2 separate regions of the Mus musculus genome follow, and region 2 is linked to region 1. The links are chromatin loops, found by intact Hi-C in ENCODE. Cell type or tissue: gastrocnemius. All regions are shown on one strand.

Region 1 (8,000 bases):
CAAGATGGCTGTAGATGCCGTTCATGTTACAGGATGGTGCAACCTGAGGGAAAGACCAAAGGCTTGGGTTAGAAGAGACTGCTTGATTCGGTACATTCTGTAAGAAGTGAATGTCAGATTTCACAGAAATTAAAAAGACAGGATCATGGAACCCAAGGCACACCTGGAAGGCACACTGAGCAGAGCGGGTTCTCCCAGGACTGTGTATGATGCCCAGACAACTCTTAGGCCACGGGAATACTAAGACCCAATGGGAAGACAGGCAAGAGACTGGAATATACACTTGACGATACACAGAGAGCTGTGATATGCATGGAGGATGCTTGTCAATAGTCACCAGGGAAATTACACCACAAGGAAATACCAGTACACACTTACTGTCTTCACCGAAACACGGGAAGTGTGGCCAAGTGGTGAAGATTCAGAGCACCTGAAACTCAGCTCGGTGGTAGAAATGAATACGCAGGCCACACCTTGAATCAAGCCTGGTTTGGTTTGGTTTAAAAATAAATCTATACGTTAAGAAAATCTAGTAAACTGTTCCTTATTATATGACCCAGCAGCTCCTCTTCAAGGTATAACTAAGAGAAGATGCTGTGTTGATAGAAACATCTTTATGAACACTTTCTGTGGTTCTTCTCATGATCTCTAGATCTAAAAGCAGCCCAAATGTCATTCAACAGGAGAGTGGAGACAGCAGTGAGGCCCAACAGAAAGTGGATGACTTTCAAATGTCTTAAGTTCAGAAAAAGACTAGAACCAGAAGGCTTTTGATGGGAAAGGAGTCAGGCTGCAGAGGATTGTGGGTAGTTCACCGCTGCAAAGGCCCAGGAGCTCTGGGATGATAGAAGTCTCCCATATCTTGGCTGTGGCTGTGGGTACATGTTTGTGTGTTGTTAAGAGTGTTAGCCATGAATGTCTGAAACAGGAGTTATTCAAAGGAAGGTCTTCAGATAATAAGTGTGGTGAAATCATGCTGCATACCAGGAACCCGGGAAAATGCAGTGTCCATTAGGGGGTCAGTGAGGGAACGGCTGCTGAAAAGCAGAGGCTGCTGAAGTGAGGGAAGATGCTCAGCAGCTGTGAGCGCTTCCTGCTCTCAGAGTTCTATCCTAGCACTCAAAACTAATCCCAGGGGACCCAGTGTCCTCTTCTGTCCTTCACAGCCACATGTACACTTGGCACACGCAGATGCACATACATAAAAGTGGAAAAAAATAAAAGAATTACAGTCTCTGAGGTTTTACATGATTTTCCTCTGCAATCTATATTATGGCCCAGCAATTCCCCTGTTAAGTAATTACCTTAAAGAAATAAATATGAAAGCTCCCTTAAAGGACTTGGACAATCATGTTTATATGAAACCCCAAACTGGGAACAACCCACATCTATCAGCTGGCAAACATTTAATGGAGTATTACAGAACTGCTGATAGCTACCGCGGGCGGGCGGCGAAACTCCAGAATGAGACGTGTTTACTCAGCACTTGCATAAGGACATGAATGCCAAGGAAACCTGCCAGTGGTGACCATGAGACAGAAGGGAAGTGGCCAGGAGGAGACCTGAGTTCCCGTCTGTACCTCTGACTGCACTATGCCTGGTGTATGAGGCCTTTTATGTACACTTGAATCCCAGGTTGCAATAGCGATCTGTTTGCTTGACTGCTGTTGGATGAATCCTTCATACCTTAGTTTCTGGGTGGTGCACATTGTTGGTCTGCCGAGGCAAGAGCAAACAGGTCAGCTGCTGACTGACCCATGGCTCTGGGATCTTGCCAGTTGTCCATCTATAGAAACCCTGTATTACTCCCGTATTATCCCCATATTAGGAATATCTGGGGGACTTGCATGTGCCCAGCCATAGAGCGGGCCTTGAAAGCCAAGGCAGCTGCAGCTCAGACACATTGGGAAGGAGGGGTGTGGATGATGGTGGAGGTGGGCCCTTGGCCTGGCCTTCTTTGAACCCTACTGCTCTTGCTTTGGTCTATCCAAGCACTTCTTAAGGGTGGTGTCATCCATCATGTCTAGACAGTTCCCCAGTTACCTGAGTGTACCCTGCTGCTGAATTCAGACCGCTTGTCTAGACAGAGCTGACCACTGCTCACCACCTCTGCTCAGACTTGTTCTGTCTCAAGTGAAATTTCACCCAGATTGCACTACTGTTTATGCTGTGTCTGCCTCCCTGCCACACTGAGTAGGTCTTTCTTTGGGGATTCACTGACAACTTTTTTTTTTTTTTGGACAAGGTTTAATTCTATCTGGCAGGTTGGCCTCACACTTAGCCTTCCTCTGCCTGAGCTGCAAGGGCTGCACTTGCAGGCAGTGTGCCACTACTGGCTCTGCTTGAAACTCTCAGTTACCAATCCATGGTCTGGTTTCTGCCTCTGTGTTCTGGAGTGCCTGAACATTTTTTTTTTCTGATGTCCATTGTCCCTTTCATTCAGGGCACTGTCCTCCTGCTCCATTCCTCAGTCCCTCCTGTTTCCTGGCCAGCCTTCCCTCTTGGCCTTCTCTCTGGGCTGCCTTCCCATCTAGAGGAACACATATCCATTTACCTGTGATGGTATCTGCCTCCTTGTTCTTAGCCTTATCTCCTTTATTTATATTACACATTATGCTGCTAAAGCCACTGTCCCCATGCTGAGGACCCGGAGTTCTCAGGTGAATGGGGATGAGCTTTTCCAGGGAACCCTGCCCCTGACCTGCTCTGTGCTTGCTGCACCTGAGTAAGGAAGTACGTGGGAGCCTAACCCTGCCATTGCCATCCCCTGGCATCCCTGGGGACAGCACCTGCATCTCTCACTTGCATCTTCTGGGGCCACACAGCCTTGTACCTACTATCATAGAGGCTGGTGGTGCCACCACTTCACCACTGGGTTTGAGTCTCACACAGACGAGATGTCCCCAAGGGACATGCCCTTGGCCAGTCTGTTGGAATGCCTGAGCTCTGGTCACAGGAGTCCAGTGCCTTTCTGTAATCCTGAACCTCTGTGTTGCCCAAAATATACTGTGGTGAGCCAGAAGGACCACTGTTTGATGTGCAGGCTTTCCATCTAAGGTCAGAGGAGGGGGGAACTTCTTCTCTTTTGGGTCCTAATAATCCTCCCAGTAGTTTTCCCAAGATGGTCTTCTCGGCAAAGAGGGGAGAAGAGAAATGGGAACAGAGCCCTGTCAAGGGACCCTGGGAGACAGAACTGCCAGCCTACTAAAAAGGAACTCTCCCAAGCTTTGTGCTTTGGCTGAGCCTGAGCTACTGAAGTCAGTTGGAGGGGCAGAGGTAACTTGTGGCGTATCTGCCTCTGTCCTCTAGTAGGGCAGTTGGCAGCAGCCCTTCCTCCAGCCTTAAACAGCCAGAGAAAAGGTGGTATTTTAGATGCTTCTACTCTGCTGCCATAGCAAGTGAGGGTGGTGGGAGGCATGCCAGAGACCTTGGCCGTGGGAACACTGGAGCTAGCCACCCTTAATTGATGCCTTTAATACTTACTGTTTACACAGCAGAAGGCACAGTGAGATTGTTTCAGAGGCAGACCAGAGCTGTGAGTTTGGAGGTCGGCTCTGAGACACATTCCTCCTTTTCCCACTCTGTAGCTGTTCCTTCGATGTGTTTTTTATTTAATTTTCCCTCCCCCTCACTTCTGAGTGCAGCAGTCTTCTCCCTGAAGGGAGTAAGAGGGGAAGGTGCTAAATGAAATATTCTCATGCAGTTATTATTTGCCTGGGGCCAGTTTGAGTTTCTTGAGTAAATCAAAATATGCATTTTAGCTAAGTTTAAGACCTTGCTTCCTGAGCCCCGTGGGCAGCAGAGGAGGAATGGTGTTGACCGGCCAGAGAGCTGCAGGCTGCAGCATGCTCCTTGACAAGCCTGCCTTTCTCCTGAGGGACCCCAGGGGATGAAGAGGAAACTCCACCTTCCAGGTAGCCAGCACTTAAGGCTTCTGTCTGCAGATGCTTTCGTTTTGTCTGTTCTAATTTTTTCAGTCTGTTTGCTTTTTTAAATCCGGTGTGTGGTTTCCACCCTGTCCTTGAGTTGGGAAAACAGGGAGAGTTACAGGGCATCCTGGAGCCAGGCGGCAGTGTCAACACTTGCTATCTGCTGAGTCGCCAGACTTCTGGGCTCAGGGATGGATGGTGGGACGCAGTCCCTGACCTCAAGGAACTCTACTGTAAGGAGACTGGACAGATGAAATTGCTGCCTCAGCAGCTGCCCTCCTCAGTGCCCCTCTCTGTCCTGCCCCACAACCTCCCACCTTTCTGGGAGGCTTGAGGGGGAGTGGTTGCAGTTTGATGCAGGCATGCTTCCAAGTGAGATGGGCTGTGGGTTAGGTTCAGATGAAGGCAGTCAGGAGCTCTGAGCGTGGTCAGACCACATGCAGCACTGTGACCTTCAGTGAACCAAGGTGTCTGACAGGACTGCATGTAACTGGCTGTCAGTGAGTTTGCTGTCCCTTGGGCTGATTGTCCCTTCCTATGAGACACCAGTGAGCATCTGGTACTGGGCTAGCCCACCTTGGGAGTAAGAGCTCCTTGGCCTGGGAAGACTGCCTTCAGCCACCCCAGAACTGTTCACAGACATAATCCACGAGCCAGGCAGACCTTAGTGATTCTTCCTGGGAGCCAGCACAGTCCTCCAGCCCCCTGTGCCTTTCTGGGCTCTCAGAAATCTCCCTTGTGACCTCTCTCCCTCAAGTCTTTTTCCCCTTGTTTTCTGGATCATAGTGGCCACTTGCTTTCCCCCAGATACCTAAGCAATTGCCATTTCGATCCCTGTTCCTTCTTCCAGAGACCCTCACCACAGTTCTGCTTAAGTCCTCTGTTTTCCTTTCTGAGTATACCCCCATTCTCTACTTTTCTAATTTTCTTGGAGGTATGTCCCACAGTCAGAGGCTACCCCTGGTCAGCACCACGGTCAGCTCCCAGGCCTTCCACTCTGTCCTACCCCTGGAGGCTGCCTACATCTACTTGTCTCTTCACGCCTGTATGACTCGGAGGGAGCCCCTAGCACTCTGTAGCCCTGAAGCACAGGCCTGGTGGCTGCATGCACCAGCGGTGCTCAGGGTACACAGCCAGTCAGAGCTCACCTCACTCTCAACAGCTGGCCTCGGACAAGCTTGCTTTCCTCAGAAGAGGGATTTGTGTTGCAGGCTTCTGGTTTGATGAAGTACAGCCCTCCTTCATTTTATATTTTTGGGGTGGAGAGTTGAGAAGACCAAAAACACAGCTGAGGGTCACCTTGGACAGTGTGGGGTGTGAACTCCAGCCTAGGGCGGCTGTGGGTGTCGCTGTTCCCTCCTTTTGCTGCTCTGGGGCAATCCACCCTTTCACCAGAACTTTCTACTGACAGGTGAGCTTGGTATCCCACTGTCTTCAGAACCACACGAACACTGCGGGCCCACTGCTGGAGCCGCGTGATCAATTTTATCATGTAACAAAAGGCATCATGCCATGATAACAGGTGAAGGACATAATAACACAAGCACCCTGGCCGTGTTACATCCAGTGCTCTGCAGTGGAGGAACAAGGGTTTCTTGGCCTCTGAGAGACAACTGTCTGCTGTGGTCATCTGAAGTGGTTGGTGTGAACAGGATAGTTTTAAGAACTTTTAATAATTGAGGTGAAAGGGCAAACAAAGTGGTTTACACTCTGTAGTGTTTAGATAGGTTATATTTGAATTAATTCAAAATACTCCTGGGAAGCTAGTTTGTCTTCTTATCCAGCTGTACTTGAAAACAAACCTAGAGAGTGTCTAAGCAACACCATCTAAGCATGCTGGCTGCCAGGTCCTGATACTGGTGCTGCCATAATCTGGGAAGCTTCATTTTGGGCTGGTGGGTTTGGAGGTTCTGTTGCAGGGTGCAGTTCTCTGGTGCTTAGGTTCCCTACCCTGAGAGGAGCACTGGAGAAGACCCAGGCAGATAGATTCAGCTCAGGGCAGAGTTGAACTGGCAGGATGCAGAACTGCCTTGTTAGGAGGGGAAGCTCCAGGGAGCGTGGCTATGGCCAGGCTCATAAACCCAGGGCGTCGCACATGCTCCCACTGAGCCAAAACCCACCTGCCAGTTTTCATGGTGACTCTAGCTTAGGGACAGGAGTAAGTCCCAATACATGGAAGTCCTGGTGTGTTCACCCATAACCTTGGGCTGATTGTGTGGCCTAGCAATATCTGTGTGAGGAAGGCTTTTGTGAAACACCTTGCACAAACGTTACAGTTCTCAACTATTCTTGTCTCAGATTCAACTCCGAAGAGGAGTGGAGTGGGATCAATGGCCTCTCACTAAAGCATTAGCCTACAGCCAAGGAATGTTTCCTCCTAGTGTCTTTTCTCCAACCAGTCAGCCCGCACAAACTCCAGAGCAGCACACTGTCCAGTCTCCTGTTCCTGGAGGTCAGCTGGCCTGTCAGAGCTCTCCTGAAACTCAAGAGCTCTGCTTTTCAGCCTTTGCTGCTCTGGGATCAAACAAAGCCCTTGCTGCCCTTCCAGAGCTGAGGTGATGCGACCTGTCAGGCTCTGGTGGCTGCACAGCGATCCAAGGGACTTCTTGTTAATCCACGTCTGCCAGGCCGAGTTCAAGATCCAGATGAGCCCAGCCTGCTCCAGCTCCCCAGGAATACCTGACTGGGTAGAAGAGAAAAGCCTTCACCTGAAACTCATACAGCTTACATAGAGTAGCTGTCTCAGCTGGGCAGAGGCAGCTGTGACAACCCAAGGGCAACAGTACCAGCCCAGCCTGTTAGCATTCCCTCAGGGGGGTGCGGTGGGGGAGGGCCATGAAGTTCAGGAGAGCTTTGCTCTACCTCCCTCCCCCTACTATTTAGGAAGTCAGTGACAGACTGGCTGGGCTGTCGGTGGTGGTGGAGATGCCTTCCGCGTGCTTGTTCTGCTTCTCCTGTGAGTGACCCCACCTGGACGAGGCCCTCGAGCCTCGGTGCCTTCTCTCCCCTAGGTTATGTCTCCCTAGGAAAAGCCATGCAAAGTTATTCTGGTTTTTTTCCCAGTGTATGCCAGGGCTCCTCTACTTTCTTTGGGGCACAGTTACTCAGGAGGCTCAGCACCCCAAGGAGGCTCTCTAAAAGCCAGTCTAGGATGGAATTTTGAGGGGTTAATTCACTGCATAGACATTTCTGAGGCTCCTAAGACAAGGCCAGCTGAGGAAGTGTCCTTTGTTTTTGTTTTTGATAGGGAAATGCTAGTGTAAATTCTGACAGAACTTTATGTGCCCTGGAACTGCTGGGGAGCCGTCCTCTGCACCTTGAATCCCAATGTGTCACTGTTGAGGAAGATTGCTGTGTCCTTGAAGCCCATCTTGTACCATATCTGTTTATAGAGCACAGTCAACATGGTCACACTGAATATTTAATGAGAAAATACTTTTAAAGGCTGAGGTGTGTGTTCCTGTTACCTCACAGGTCTGTATGTGGGACTTCTGGTGGCTGGGCCTGGACCCTACACACCCCAGAACCATATCACAGGGCTTCCTCAGAACTTCAGAGCCTTCTGCTGGGAGTGCTTTGCTCATAACCACTCAACAGTGAGGAAATTAAAGTGGCGGTGAGGTGGGGACCTGCAGGGGAGCACATGTCCCCATCGCTGTCCTCCAGGTTGTCATCCTAAATTGCAGTCCATCTGCTAATGAGGAGACAAGGTGTTACCTTCCATTTGGAGCGGCTGCAGTAATTAGACCCTCTCAGACATCCCCTGTGCCTACCACTTCTGGCCAGTTTCCTGGGTTTTAAATTAATAGACCAAGTTAGAGGGAGCTGGGGAGGGAGTCCCTGGAGGGCTAGTGCCCTCTGCTTCTTGGACAGACAGGAAGAGGAACTTAGCCTTAGACCCAGAGCCAGTGTGGATAAACTGCAGTTTGGCTCTGAGGCCATGCTGGGAAGTTTGGGGCCCAAGAGGCCACTCCTCTTGTCGCCTCTGACTGAGCTTGGCCCTGTCGGGGAGGAGGCCTCTTTCTGTCTGCTGGCAATTGTCATGAGCACCTCTGTGCCTTAGGCTGCCTT
Region 2 (8,000 bases), 150 kb after region 1:
GAAGTTCATTTTTGGCTTGTGGTTTGAAGGGATACCATCTACCATGGTGGGGATGACATGGAGGGCTTCTGTGGTGGTAGGAACCTGCTCATGTTTCAGAAGGCTAGGAAACAGACTTTGGACAGAAAGTGGGACCAGGGATTACACTGCAAGGCCCACATCTATACCTACCTCTTCCAGCTAAGCTCCATCACTCAGTATTTTTTTTTACAACCTCCCAAACATTGCTATCATCTGGGGACCAAGTGTTCAAACACATGATTATGCACCAGACATTTGACATGCAAACGCAGCTGCTGTACCTTCCGCCATGATGATAGCATCATGCTTTGCAAACCCTGAGTGGGAATACCTCTTCTCTCCTTAAGCTTCTTGTCAGGTATTTGATAACCGTGATAGACAGGAAAGGTAATGAATTCAGAAAACTTGTATCGTGAGTGAGATTGTTGCTGTGATAAACCTAATCGCGTGGCTCGTTGGTTTTTGTTCACAGAAGGGATTTGGACATTTTGAGCTTCAGACTTGTTAGAGTCAGCATCATTCTTCTGTGAATGATATTGGCCAAACAGGGTCAAGTGTCTCTGGGAATGCTTATATGTCTTCCTTGTCTCTGATCAATATCTTCTTAAAAAACAGGATTCTGTGTACCATGTGTTTTCTTCTTAAACATGGCCTTCTTATTCTGCTTCTCTGAAACCCTATAGGTAGTCAGGGTACACTTGGATTTGTTCACATTACTATGGATTAATTAGGTATCCATCCACCCATCCATCCGTCCATCCATCCATCCATCCATCCATCCATCCATCCATCCATCTACCCATCCAATATTTGTGTGTGCTGTGTGCATGCCAATCACCATGATTCTTGCAAGGACACAGAAAGGAGCAGATGAGAAAAACTCACTAATTTTAGCATGCAGCTATCCTGACACTTTCTAGAACACCTGAGGGTGTCTGTCCTCTTAGAGAGGGACTGCCTTCCACAGGTTACCCAGCATCGTTTTTTTAGTTCTTGCCAGCAGGACTCGGGTTCTGAGTGCATGTGGACATTTTGGTGCATGAGGAAGCCAGCAGTTGATGTTCAATGTCTTTCTTAGTTGCTCTGCACCTTCTCTTGTGAGTCAGGGTCTCTCGTGGAACCTGGAGCTCACTGATTAGATTAGACTGGCTAGCAAGCTGCAGGGATCTTCCTAGCTCTGCCTGTCCTGTGTTGAAGGCACAGGCGTGGCCTCATAGCTGACGTTTTAATGTGGGTGCTAGAAGTGGAACTCAGGTCCCTGTGCCTGTCCAATAAACTGCTTACCACTGGGCCATCACCCCATCCCTTACCCTCTGGTTCTTGAGGGTGAGTGGCATCTGCTGACCTCTCATGGCTTGAAATAACCTGTGTTCCTCTCCAAGATGCTCCAGGTTAGAGTTTTCTGCGATTTTTGTAGCCTGAAGTGTCCTCTTGCAAATGGTACTACATTCTTTTGCTCACATCCGTATGTCCTTTGCCAGTCCTTGAAGTTCCTTGTGCTGAGCTCAAACTGGAGAATATTCCAGTGCTGACCTGCTTAGGAGACCGTTCCTCTCTCCCGTTCCTCTTTGCAGCACAACACCTGGTTTCATATCCTGTGTGCGGTTGGATGTCAATACGTGCTTATTGAGTTGAATTTGAGTTTTCAGGACAGGAGTTTAAATTTAGTGGCTACCCATGGGCTTCTGAGAAATTATTGAAAGCCAATGAGCAGCCAGAAGGGAAGACAGGCCGATCAAGGCGTGTGCTATTGGGCTGGGAAGACGGCAGTAGGCATAGACATGCACCCGTGAGGTGCCAGAGAAAATCCATCATGTCTCCTGAGCTCTGCTTTTTATGGAAAAATCCATTTCTACATAATCTGGATGAATAAAGTAAAAGGCACTTTATTGGAATGGGGAAAAATTCATGGCTCCACAACATTTGACTGACCCGGCTTGCTAGATCTCGTCAGTGAGCCAGGGGCACCTCTTGACAAGACCCTCCTGGCCACTCAGGGGCTGCCAAGGGACCAGCAGTCTCTATCTCTTTTTCTTATTGCTCAGCATGCCGGGCATGAAAATCTCTTTTCTCTTTCTTTTTACATACTAGTGTTTATGGGGTGTTCCAGCTGAGCGGATTTATTGGCGTGTTTTCATGTATATAATTGACAGTGAAGAAGGAAGCCAGACTCCTGTGCAGGGAGTTGCTCAAGAGCCTCAGGGCACGGGAGGGGCAGAGTTGGCTGCGGTCTTGGTCTCTCAGAGCTACAGATCCAAAAGAAGATAACAGACCCACCTGTCACACTCTGGCTCCCAAAGGACCCCAGGAGCCTGTTCATCCTTTTCCTACTTCTGAAAACATCTTTATTTTACGAGGATTTCTTTGACCCAAAGGCCACAGGGGAAGCCCATCACTGTCCAGGAAGGGTTTTGTCATTTACTGACCACCTACTGTGTGCCTCACTCTGCCAAGGGAGGGCCAGTCTTCTTCCCCAACCTTCCCAGAGACCCTCTGGGATAAAAATAATACCCAAGATATGCAGAGGCTTTCCCAGGGTCACATTGCTTCCAATCAAGGGAGCCAGGAATAGAAAATATGCTTTCTTTTTTGGAGCCTTGAACTCCTCCAAGGGCCATGTGATCAAAAATTTCCAAGCCACGAATCTCATGCACACAACCTGGTGTGCACACAGATAAGGCACAGAGGTTGAAAATATGCAAATGAATGACCCTGATGCCAAAGGTGTGGAGAGCTCTTGCCAGTAGTGTGGCCTAGCTCCTCTACCCCCAAGGGACCAGCTAGTTGTGAGTCCTCCTTTTGGTCTGTGGGTCCTGTGAGGGGATCCTGGACATTAGCTGTAGACCACAAGCCCGACATGGGCACAGGGTCCTGGCAGAGGGAACCCAAACTAGGCAAATTTGTCAAGACAGCAAAACCTGGAGCCAAGATTCAAATCAGCCTAGGCCCAGCTTGGGGAAATACTACACAGTACAAAATAAAATTAAACAGTATTAACCACAGGCCCAAATTGCACCTATATTTTAAACAGCATTGTGCAGCTGAGGCTTATAAAGTCTTGCAACAGCATGAGGCCGCCTTGCTTAATGAGAACCTCTGCTGTCTACCCCTCTCCTTAGCCCCGTTCCTGTTCTCTCCATCTTCGATGGGCTTCCGGAGGTCCAAGTGTTCTCTGGACCCACAAGGGTCTTCTGAGAGGCGAGGTCTTGTGCACAGAAGGGACAGCAGAGCGAGGGGATCTCAGTGAGAGGGGCCTTTTCAAACACATACCGGAGCCCCTGCCATGCCAACCGGGAAGGGCCAGGAGAGAGGCAATTTGTAGCTTTTCGAAGCCGTTCACAAGAGCATGCGCATTCAGTATCGCCTGGGCTTCTTTCAGCGTCCTTTCTAAATGCTGGGTCCCAAAGTAAGCTGTCATTCAGCGAGTTGGTTTTCTTTGCCTGCAAAATGGGTGTGACACGAACTTCTTATTTCTTCCCTCTTCCAAATCTCAAAACTCTCTAGATAGATGCCATTGGAGCTCAGGACCTTATCCACTGGCAGATACGGGGATGCTGGTTGCCCCCTAGTGGTCACGGACCGAGGAACTGGCTAAGCAGCGGACCCTAACCTCTGCATCCATTCACTGGGCCCAACCAGAGTCTAAGTCCCCTAGGGTTTTCCTGCTGGCTCTCCACCCTGCCCATCTGTGCTGAATGACAGGGAGAGGGCAGAGAAGAGATTCTAGGAAACCTCTGACCTCTAGCCTTCAGCTTTAGGAAGCCGTCCCTGGCAGTCCATTGCCCCCAAGCATGGGAATAGTCTCTGGGTTTTAATTTTTCATAAACGCACTCAGGCAAGGGGAAAGCTTGGCAAGCCACTGGCATTGGTGCAGGGACCAGGGACACGATTTTTTTTTCTTCACCTCAACGCAGGGGAGGGAGAGTTTGGAAAGGACAAGCTGACTTGGTCTGTGTATTAGGGCAAGAAGTTCCGGGGTGGGGGTGGGGAAGCCAGTGTCTGTTGCTCGCAGTAGCTTACTTCAGCTTACTTCAGCTGGTCCAGTGAGTGGGGTGGGAGAGTTGTGAAGGTTATGGCCTGCAGGCCAAAGGTTTATTTGGGAATATGGACCCAGCAGCGCCTCCCTTTCCCCCCTCCACAAGGTCGCTAGTGAAAAATGAGCGGGAGATGGCGAGGGTGGACTGACTGGGCCTGGATGCTTTCCTCCCGACCTTGATGGGTCATGTCCTTTCTGTTTGTAATCTTGGGTGAGAACAACTGACAAATGGCCTGGTAGGGAGACAAAACCAAACAATAGACTCCCTTGAAAGATACAGTGAATAGGGTTTAATTGAATTTTTTTTTTTTTTTTGGTATAGACATTGATTTGACCCTGTAAGAAGTATATAGTAAATCATTAAGAGAATTAATATACATTAAGGTGTAGGCTGTTATCATGGAACTTTTATTGTACTTGTAGTTATATTTTAATTATTATTTTAATGACTATCTGCATTTTGAATCGTGATAAATCTATTTTATTTTATTTTTTAAATGCATGGGCTGTGGTTTTACAAGGTGACGTGGAATGTGGACCGTTGATGAGCACTGCTCCTTCATTAATGCCAGTGAACCAAACTGAAATGATTTACACACCCACAGAAAAAGCCAATTAATAGCTAACCATTAAGCGCAAATGTTATAGTCGAGATTCTCTTACCTATTCTCTGGGCTCCTATTGGATCATGCAGAGATTGACTTTTTAAGCCAAGTAAGTGAGGGGTGCTCTAAAAATCAGAAATGCGTGGGACCAATTAAAACAAAGAGCCTGGGCTGCGCCTCCCATACTGTGGCCTCCTACCTGGGGGGATCATTACCAAAATGAGCAGTGCGGATGGAGGCCTGAGGCTCTGTTAGGAGGGTCGGCAGTTGTGGTAGCTCCTCCTGTGGAGAGGATGTGTTTGTGCTGGCCTGTGCACGGCATCTTCTGAGCCTCAGTGGGATTAAAGGCAAATTACTGCTCCATGTTCCTTGGCCTTTGTACGCATGTAGACTGGCTCTGTGACCACTCTCAGACACCAAGGAGGGTCACAGTAGCTTTCTCCATGACTGTGGGTGCTGGTTGATGTCTCTGATTTTGTGAGGTTCTCAGGCAGTGCTTCTTAGTGCCCAGAGGCAGGGGGAGGTGGACTTTGAAGGTCTCAGATGTAAGTTTGGAACACAGTACTGAAGTTTATTAGAGAGATGATTGTCATCCAGTTTGTTTACATTCATGTATTTGATATTATTATTTTTTTATATTAACCCAGTGTTCCAAGGCCTGGGGAGGTTCCACAATGATTGAAAGAGGCCTCTGCATTCAAGTGGGAGTGGGGGTGAGGCACAGAAAACGGTAGTCAACAAAACAGAGCAGAATCCCCAGAAAGTCAGATGGAAGCACGTCCTCCTTGGACCAACAGGAAAGCAGTTGGACAGGGCCCCGTAGGTGTTGCTTTTTAATGCTTACCAACAAGGGGGCATCTGAGCTGGGACCCAAAGGAAGGCAGACAGGGAGCTGGACATATTATGAGATTGCAGGCAGAAGGGTCCTGGGGTGGGGTGCACCAGATGTTCAGGAGGCAGCAAAGAGCAGGATAGCAAGGAGTGGAGAGGCAGAGAGCGCCATATCACACAGGACCAGCAGGTCACTGTAAAGACCTTTCTTTTGACTTTGAGAGAGATAGGGCCGGTGTTGGGAGAGCCAGGGTGTCATGGGGAGAGCAGGGAGGATGACATTGCAGCCATCCAGGTGAGAGGTGCGGCTGGCTTGACTCCAGGGGGTGGCAGGCAGAGATGTGTTGGACTACAGCCACTTTTGAAGGCAGAATGAATGGATTTGCTGTAGATGCTACAGAAGCAGAGGAAACAGAATGACTCGAGGGGTGGGGATGAGTCAGTATTAGGGTGGTCTTTGCCTGCTGAAGAGATACAGGGGGAGGTCTTCAGAGAGGCAGTGGTGTGTAGAGCATACTAGTTATATTTCTTGGTGCTGTGACCAAGTACACAGCAATCAACCAGAGAGGAAGAGTCTGTTCTGGGTCACAAGTAAAGAGTGCAGTGTATCATGGTATGGAAAGCATGGTGGCAGGAGCCCAAGGGGCTTAGGTGCATCATGTCTACAGTCAAGGAACATAGGATGAACAAGAAGCGGTGCCGGGCTATCAGGCCTCCAGACTACGCACATGACCACTTCATTAAGTGAGGCACCACCCCTCAAAGCCTCCACAACTCCCACCAACTGGGGACTAAATGCTTAGCTCTTCTACTTTGGTGTCTATGAAGTGGGTCTGGTCACCACCTACACTACAGAGTCATGCCAAGGCTATATGAGAGGCTCTTGGGAGCTCAGTGCTTGGCTTCATGTGTGTTGTCCAGTAGTATCCTTTGGACTGAGAGGTGGGCAGGGGGATCTGAGCTGCGGGGCCTGAATCCTGGGTCTTTTAAGGCTATCACTGTTACCCTCGGGTGGGAAGTAGATCAAAAGTTTGGGTAAAATTCCTATTTCAGTAGATGCGGGGTGTCACAGAGAGATCAGAGTCGGCAAACATCCTGTGCTATAGTCTGAAGGAAAGACACAGCCATCCTCAGCCATCTACGGAGTTATTATGTGCCTTGCAGAATGGTACATTTCATTTCAAGATTAAAGCCATTTCAACTTTGAGTTAGAGTCTTTGAAGTATAGTTTTCTCCTAATTATAAAACATATGCTAATTGTAGAAAAAATGGAAAAAATAGAAGAAAATGCACAGAAATAGAATTGATTTAAGTACTTATGCCCGAATCCAACCAGCGTTAATGTTCTCATAAAATGTCTCCCCAACTCCTCAAAATATGTTTGAGATTATGTTATACAACTTTTATTGTGTTTTCCAACATTCTTATAAGGGTTAAAGTATTCCTCAATGATTTTAAAATGTGGTACATGTACATGTGCAAATAGGCATGTGCGTGTGTGAGTGTGCATGTAGTATGTATGAGTGAGTATGCATGTGCATGTGTGCATGTGTGTGCATATACATGTGTGCATGCATGTGTGATGCATGTGTGTGCATATACATGTGTGCATGCATGTGTGCAAATATGCATGTGCATGTGTGAGTATGTGAGTTTTCATGTAGTGTGTGTGAGTGTGTGCATGTGTGTGTGCGTGTGGGGTGTGTGTGTGTGTGTACATGTGTATATGCATGTGCCTGTGCAACTATGTGTATGAGTGTGCCTGTGGTGTGTATGCATGTACATGTGTGTGCATGTTCATGTGTACATGTATGTGTGCAAGTGTGCATGTGCATGTGTGAGTGTGTGTTTGTGCATGTGTGTGAGTGTGTATGTTGTATGTATGCATGTGTGTGTGTGCATAAGTGATGGGGAGTAGCACAGAATATGTGTGTAGTTCAGAGGAGTCATTTTTATCCTTGCACATTTACATGAGCATCATGTAAGGTGGAAGGAAGCACAGTAAAATGCTTTTAGCTGCTCTGCATCTGAACAGCCCATGTTTATTTATGTGTATGGCTGTTTTGCCTGCATGTATGTGTATGTGCCACATGTGTGCAGTGCCCATGAGTCCAAAAGAGGGTAGCAGGTTCCCTGGAAATGGAGCTACAGATGGTTGTGAGCTCCTATGTGGGTGCCAGGAATTGCATCTGGGTCCTCTGGATGAGCAAGCAGTGCTCTTAACTGAGCCACCTCCCTAGCATCCCACGAATGGTTTTAAATTGTTGCATAATGTGGAATTTTTTCATTTCCCATCAGAATTTATTAGCTAAGTGAAATTATAGTAATATTTAGCCATTTTGCTTCAGTAATGAGTTCCAGGTCTGGTTTTAAGTGACTTTACATAAATTCCTTCACTTAATCCCCACAACAGCTTGTGTATAGGTGCAATTGTCACTGCTGGTGTACAGTAGTGCCTTCACCACTAAACCAAAGCCCTTCACTGAGCCTGAGGTACAGAGGGTGAG

What was found. Peaks named below come from ENCODE experiments on the same cell type or tissue, not always from the same donor. Only the 100,000 strongest peaks of a DNase experiment are listed, where the experiment ranks them.
Region 2: a loop joins it to region 1, with 2.5 times the contacts of the local background. A loop is called at or near these places in 7 of 42 quality-filtered maps.

What each region holds. Positions count from the first base shown.
Region 1 is chr4:151,761,049-151,769,048 of GRCm38, reverse strand. All of the region lies in intron 3 of Camta1 (calmodulin binding transcription activator 1), which reads left to right. Among named protein-coding and RNA genes, the nearest start is that of Gm52710, 29 kb to the right of the region's middle. In gastrocnemius, no CTCF peak of the experiment used is centred here; a DNase peak (open chromatin) is centred at 3,416.
Region 2 is chr4:151,606,062-151,614,061 of GRCm38, reverse strand. All of the region lies in intron 3 of Camta1 (calmodulin binding transcription activator 1), which reads left to right. Among named protein-coding and RNA genes, the nearest start is that of Gm52712, 32 kb to the left of the region's middle. In gastrocnemius, a CTCF peak has its summit at 3,585 (motif pointing left); DNase peaks (open chromatin) are centred at 2,216 and 3,593.